Linked DNA regions of Homo sapiens: region 2 is linked to region 1. A link is an interaction called in ENCODE POLR2A ChIA-PET data of the cell type or tissue named here. Cell type or tissue: OCI-LY7. All regions are shown on one strand. Each heading gives the region's core, and the rest is flanking DNA. Links, peaks and the distances in the headings are about the cores only. Region 1 has its middle 14 kb from the start of CBFA2T2. Region 2 overlaps SNTA1 (syntrophin alpha 1).

Evidence for each region. ChIA-PET counts read pairs that join two places held together with the same protein. Peaks named below come from ENCODE experiments on the same cell type or tissue, not always from the same donor. Only the 100,000 strongest peaks of a DNase experiment are listed, where the experiment ranks them.
Region 2: POLR2A ChIA-PET joins it to region 1 with 7 read pairs; 7 of 35 experiments call an interaction of 5 or more read pairs at or near these places.

The regions. Positions count from the first base shown.
Region 1 is chr20:33,474,720-33,477,625 of GRCh38, forward strand. No RefSeq gene overlaps it. Among named protein-coding and RNA genes, the nearest start is that of CBFA2T2, 14 kb to the right of the region's middle. RefSeq lists an enhancer at 2,372-2,906. In OCI-LY7, for the core only: no CTCF peak of the experiment used is centred there; DNase peaks (open chromatin) are centred at 907 and 1,452; H3K4me3 peaks cover 1,216 bases; H3K27ac peaks cover 1,643 bases.
Region 2 is chr20:33,421,631-33,424,536 of GRCh38, forward strand. All of the region lies in intron 2 of SNTA1 (syntrophin alpha 1), which reads right to left. Among named protein-coding and RNA genes, the nearest start is that of SNTA1, 21 kb to the right of the region's middle. RefSeq lists an enhancer at 188-2,906. In OCI-LY7, for the core only: no CTCF peak of the experiment used is centred there; no DNase peak of the experiment used is centred there.

The DNA of each region.
Region 1 (2,906 bases), core at 106-2,605:
AAGAGCTGCCAAGGATCAGGGGATGCCAGAGGGAGGAGGACCTTCGGGGAACTGAGAGTTTGGATTCCAGCTGCCCCTCCAGAGCCAGCTCCTGGGTAAGAGGCCAACTAGAGAAGGGATAGGCAGACCGTGTGCGGTGGTTCAAGCCTGTAATCCCAGCACTTTGGGAGGCTGACACGGGCAGATCACCTGAGGTCAGGAGCTCAAGACCAGCCTGGCCAACATAGTGAAACCCCATCTGTATCAAAAATTAAAAAATGGGGCCAAGCATGGTGATGTGCACCTGTAATCCCAGCTACTCGAGAGGCTGAAGTGGAGAATCACTTGAAGCTGGGAGGCGGAGGTTGTGGTGAGCTGAGATCGTGCCGCTGCACTCCAGCCTGGGTGACAGGGCGAGACCGTATCTCAAAAAAAAAAAAAAAAGAGAGAGAAACAGACTAAACCATATACCATACTGGCGCTGAGACCTGTGGCTCCTGATGCTGTCACAGCAATCAGCCATGCACAATTTGAGCAAACAGACAATACATAACGACACGACACGGGTGGCTGTGTTTCAACAAAACTCTCCTAATTACACTAAAGTTTGAATTTCACATATCTTTATCGGTTGGGGAAAAGTCTCCCAATCCCAGAGATTAAGTGTTCAGTTTAAAGTAAGGGTGAGAGCCTCAGGTGGAAGAGAGACCCTTTTTTTCCCACCCCTGAGATGTTAGACAAGTCCCTTAACTGCTCTGAGCCTGGAGCGCCTGGTTTGGTAAAGGGTCTAATAAAAGTCCTTGACTCCCAAGGCGGTCGTGAGGATTAACTGAGATAACACCTTGAGCTCCAGCCAGGTGGGCTCAGCATGAGCTACCGGATTGCTATTGTTGGTAATAATTATTATTACTATTACCAGGGGGACTTTGAGAGGAGCAAACGGAAGGACGCATGCAAATCCTCTTGTGCAATGTCTGGCACCAAGGAGACCTTCCTAACCTCCCCTGTTCTGCAAACCCGTTCCCACCCTAGGTCATTCCAGACGGTCCACCCCAGCATCCTTCACTCTCCCCTCAACCCCCTCAATGCTCTCCTCCTCCCCACGATCCCTGGCTCAGACCAGAGGTGGTCATGGCAGCTGGCCAGGGTGCAGAGAGGGCCAGGCACAGAGGGAGGAGGGTTCCAACCAGGCCCCCCGCCCATTGTCTGAGCCTGCCAGCCCGCCAGCCAGCTGATGTCCTGGGTCTCCGACACCAGCTGGCCAGCCCCACCCCCACCCCAATACCCCCTCCTCCCAGGTCCCTCCCTGTCACTCAGCCTCTGCCCCCATCCGCCCACAGCCCAGAAAGACTCAGGGTGTGACCAGAGGGTCTGAGCTTTTGTCCCCCAAATCGGAGGCTGATTTGCATCTTTTAGCAATTTGCACACCCCATTCATTTGTGTAGAGCTAGACTGCCACAAAGCCAGCCTGGTCCTTGGGGCTTATTTATTTGAGTGGGGTTATAAAATGTGATTTTGGGTGTTCCCTTTCAGCCTTCAGCACTTCCTCATTCTGGGACTTTGCTCAGTGGCTTCACCACTGTTCCTTATCTGTAAAACGGAGGCAACACTTTCCTATACAGTGGTTGCGAGGAGTAAGATGTGTGTGATGTGCCTGGAATAAAGTGGGTGTTCAACAAACAAGAGCTGTTATTATCTAAACATCCTCCAGAGTTAACTGTTAAAACCTGTGCTGGCCTGGCGCAGTGGCTCATGCTTGTAATCCTAGCACTTTGGGAGGCCGAAGTGGGCGGATCACGGGGTAAGGAGTTCGAGATCAGCCTGGCCAACATAGTGAAATCCCGTCTCTACTAAAAATACAAAAATTTGGCCGGTCACAGTGGCTCACACCTATAATCCCAGCACTTTGGGAGGCTGAGGCAGGTGGATCACGAGGTCAGGAGTTCGAGACCAGCCTGGCTAACATGGTGAAACCCCGTCTCTACTAAAAACACAAAAAATTAGCCGGACGTGGTGGCGGGCGCCTGTAATTCCAGCTACTTGGGAGGTTGAGGCAGGAGAATCGCTTGAACCTGGGAGGCAGAGGTTGCAGTGAGCTGAGATCGTGCCATTGCACTCCAACCTGGGCAGCAAGAGTGAAACTCCGTCTCAAAAAAAAAAAAAGAAAATCAAACAAACAAAGAAAAATTAGCCGGGCATGGTAGCGCGAGCCTGTAGTCCCAGCTAATAGGGAGGCTGAGGCAGAAGAATCGCTTGAACCCGGGAGGCGGAGATTGTGGTGAGCCGAAATCAAGCCACTACACTCCTGCTTGGGCAACAGAGCGAAATAAATAAAATAAAATAAAAGGAAAGGAAACATGTGCTGTCCATTGGGTGGCCACTAGGCTATTTAAATTTCAATTAATTAAAATTAAATAAAATTGGTACTTTAGTTCCTCAGTTGCACCAGCCAAATTTGAAGTGCTCGACAGCCATGTGCGGTGGCTATCATACTGAGCTGCACAGATCACTGCAGAATGTTCTCTGGGATAGTGCTGATTCAAACCCTCTAATTCTCCAGAGTTTTTCTCCCTTTTCAGAATAGGGCTCTCTTCTCTGCAGCCTTTCTTCCCCTCACCCCCAACAAGGCCCATCGAGGCACAGTAATCTGCCCCACCCCACCCCCACTGTATCCTCTGGGCATAGATTCCAAAACCCCCAGTGGGTGGCTGAAACTGCAAATAGTTCCTAACCCTCCATAGTTTGTACTTGCAATGACCTTGGTGCGAAGGTGTTCTTTTGTTCTCTGCAGGGCCTGCACCTGGGATGGAGGCTGGAGAACAGGTGTGGAGCTGTGCCCTGGGGCACCGAGGGGATAGGCTCAATTGTTGGTGTTGTAAAGCAAACAACTGCACCCAACTCTGTCCCAGGCGCCAGCAGAAGCCTCC
Region 2 (2,906 bases), core at 293-2,792, 53 kb before region 1:
ATAAAAAATAATAAAATAATAAAAATAAAAGATTAATAACTACAGCCAGACATGGTGGCTCACGCCTGTAATCCCAGCACTTTGGGAGCCCGAGGCAGGCAGACTGCTTGAGCCCAGGAGTTCAAGACCAGGTTGGGCAACATAGCAAAACCTTGTCTCTACCAAAAACACAAAACATTAGCCAGGCATGGTAGTGTGCGCCTGTAGTCCCAGCTACTCGGGAGGCTGAGGTGGGAGGATTGCTTGAGCCCAGGAGGCAGAGGTTGCAGTAAGCCAAGATTATGCCACTGCACTCCAGCCTGGGCGACAGAGCAAGACCCTGTCTCCAAAAAAAAAAAAAAAAAAAAAAAAGTCTGCCTCAGAGAGATGTCAGGATTAAATAAAATGTTGTAAGGCATGTGGTGAGTATTAAGGACTCAAGAAGCAGGTGTTTCTCACTTATCAGCCTTTCTTGCCCATACTTCCTAGGTCTCCGATTCTGTGTGTTAGGGTTGTCTCCTCCACAAAACTGGGAACTCCTAAAAGAAATTGCCGGGCACAGTGCCTCACGCCTGTAATCCCAGCACTTGGGAGGCCGAGGCGGGTGGATCACGAGGTCAGGAGATCGAGACCATCTTGGCCAACGTGGTGAAACCTCGTCTCTACTAAAATTACAAAAATTAGCCGGGCATGGTGGCGTGCACCTATAGTCCCAGCTACTCAGGAGGCTGAGGCAGGAGAATCGCTTGAACCCAGGAGGTGGAAGTTGCAGTGAGCTGAGATCGTGCCATTGCACTCCAGCCTGGGCGACAGAGCAAGACTCTGTCTCAAAAAAAAAAAAAGAAAAGAAAAAGAAAGAAACTGGGCTTGCTCTTCAAACCCAGAGTTGGCTGGGCAGTAGCTCACGCCTGTAGTCCCAGCACTTGGGGAGGCTGAGGCAGGCAGATCGCTTGAGCCTAGGAGTTTGAGAGCAGCCTGGGCAACATGGCAAAACCCTGTCTCTACCAAAAATACAAAAAACTAGCTGGGCATGGTGGTGTGCATCTGTAGTCCTAGGTACTTGGGAGGGTGAGATGGGAGGCTAAGGTGGGAGGCTTGCTTGAGCCCAGAAGGTTGAGGCTATAGTCAGCCTGGATAACAGAGCAAGACCCATTTCAAACAAACCAACCAACCCAGAATCAGTGTTCTGTGAATGGAAAAATGAATGCCAGGGCAGGACAGGCTCATTTAGCAGGAGGGAAGAGGTGCCATAGCCCAGGAGACAGGCCCAGCTCAGAGGTCACCTCAGAAGAGGTGATCAGATGCTCAGTCTGGATCCATCACACCCATCACCTCCGCAGTCCCCTACGCCTCACTCCCCTGTGATTGTCTGTGTAGGGTCTGTGTCCCCAACTAGGCTGAGAGCACTTTGAGGGCAGGGACCTGGTCTGACTCTTCTCTGTGTCCCCAGAATCCAGCAGAGATCTCATACGCTACATGCTCAGCAAATGAACATTTGTCAACTTTGAAGCCAGAGAAACTGCCAGATCCCCTGCTCGCCCAGCCATCCCAGATCTGGGTCCCCCTCCTTTCCCACAGGAACATGCTATAAATGGACAGCATACCAGCTGATGCCAGAATCAGGGCTTGCATTTCACAAACCAAGTGGCCTGTCCCAGAGTGGGGGTGGGGTCCTGGGGGCCCCGGAGTGTGGCCATAAATAGCCCAACTCTGAGGCCTCCTCCCCTCTCTGATTTCTGCCTGAGTCACCCGACAAGGCAGGGTGGGGCTGCCAAAGCCTATGGCCTAGAGAGCTGAGGGCACGACCACAGCCCTGTGGCCAGCATTCTCGAGACTCCAAAGATAGGCCCGGCCAGTGCCCCCACCCTCCCCAGCCAAGCCCCTGGCCTGGGAGCCTGATAAGCAGTGACACATGGGCCCTTCCTCCTCAGGGAAGCTGAGGCACCTATAAACAGAGGCCCCAATTTCCAGGGAGCTCCAGCTCTGCCAAGGAGGGAAGCCAGGATCTGGCTCTGGCCCCAAAGAGCCAGGAATAGATTCCACTGGAAACACATGGAAGAGAAACAGGGCAGGATCACTCATCAGGCCCAGTATAAGTGGACTGGGGGTCACATATGCGTTGCTGAGAGAAGGGAACACATCTGTTTGGGCAACAGGATCTCCAGTACTTATCCCAGTGCTTAATAAATGTCTGTGACTGAATGTCCTGGCTGAAGGGAAGCCTGTCCTCTAAGCTCAAGCTGTTCCTTGTCTGTTCAGTGGGTGGTCATTTACTTACCGCTGCTTGAAATTAGATGATAGAGCCATTTGTTTACTAGCCCATGGCCTTTCTCCCCTAACCAGAATGTCAGTTCCCGGAGAGCAGGGGCTGCCCTGTTTTCCAGTTCACTAGGGTATCCTCACCATCAAGAATAGTACCTGACGGCCGGGCGCGGTGGCTCACACCTGTATTCCCAACACTTTGGGAGGCCGAGGCGAGTGGATCACCTGAGGTCGGGAGTTGGAGACCAGCCTGACCAACATGGTGAAACCCTGTCTCTACTAAAAATACAAAATTAGCTGGATGTGGTTGCGCATGCCTGTAATCCCAACTACTTGGGAGGCTGAGGCAGGAGAGTGGCTTGAACGTGGGAGGCAGAGGTTGCAGTGAGCCAAGATTGTACCATTGCACTCCAGCCTGGGCAACAAGAGTGAAACGCCATCTCAAAAAAAAAAAAAGAAAGAAAGAAAAAAAAAGAAAATAGTACTTGACATATACCAAGTAAGCAGTAAAAGAAATCTGGGCCAGGCACAGTGGCTCACACCTGTAATCCCAGGACTTTGGAAGCCTTAGGTGGGAGGATTGCTTGAGCCCAGGAGTTTGAAACCAGCCTGGGTGACATAGGGAGACCCTGTCTTGAAAAAATTAAAAAAAAAAAAATTTTGAG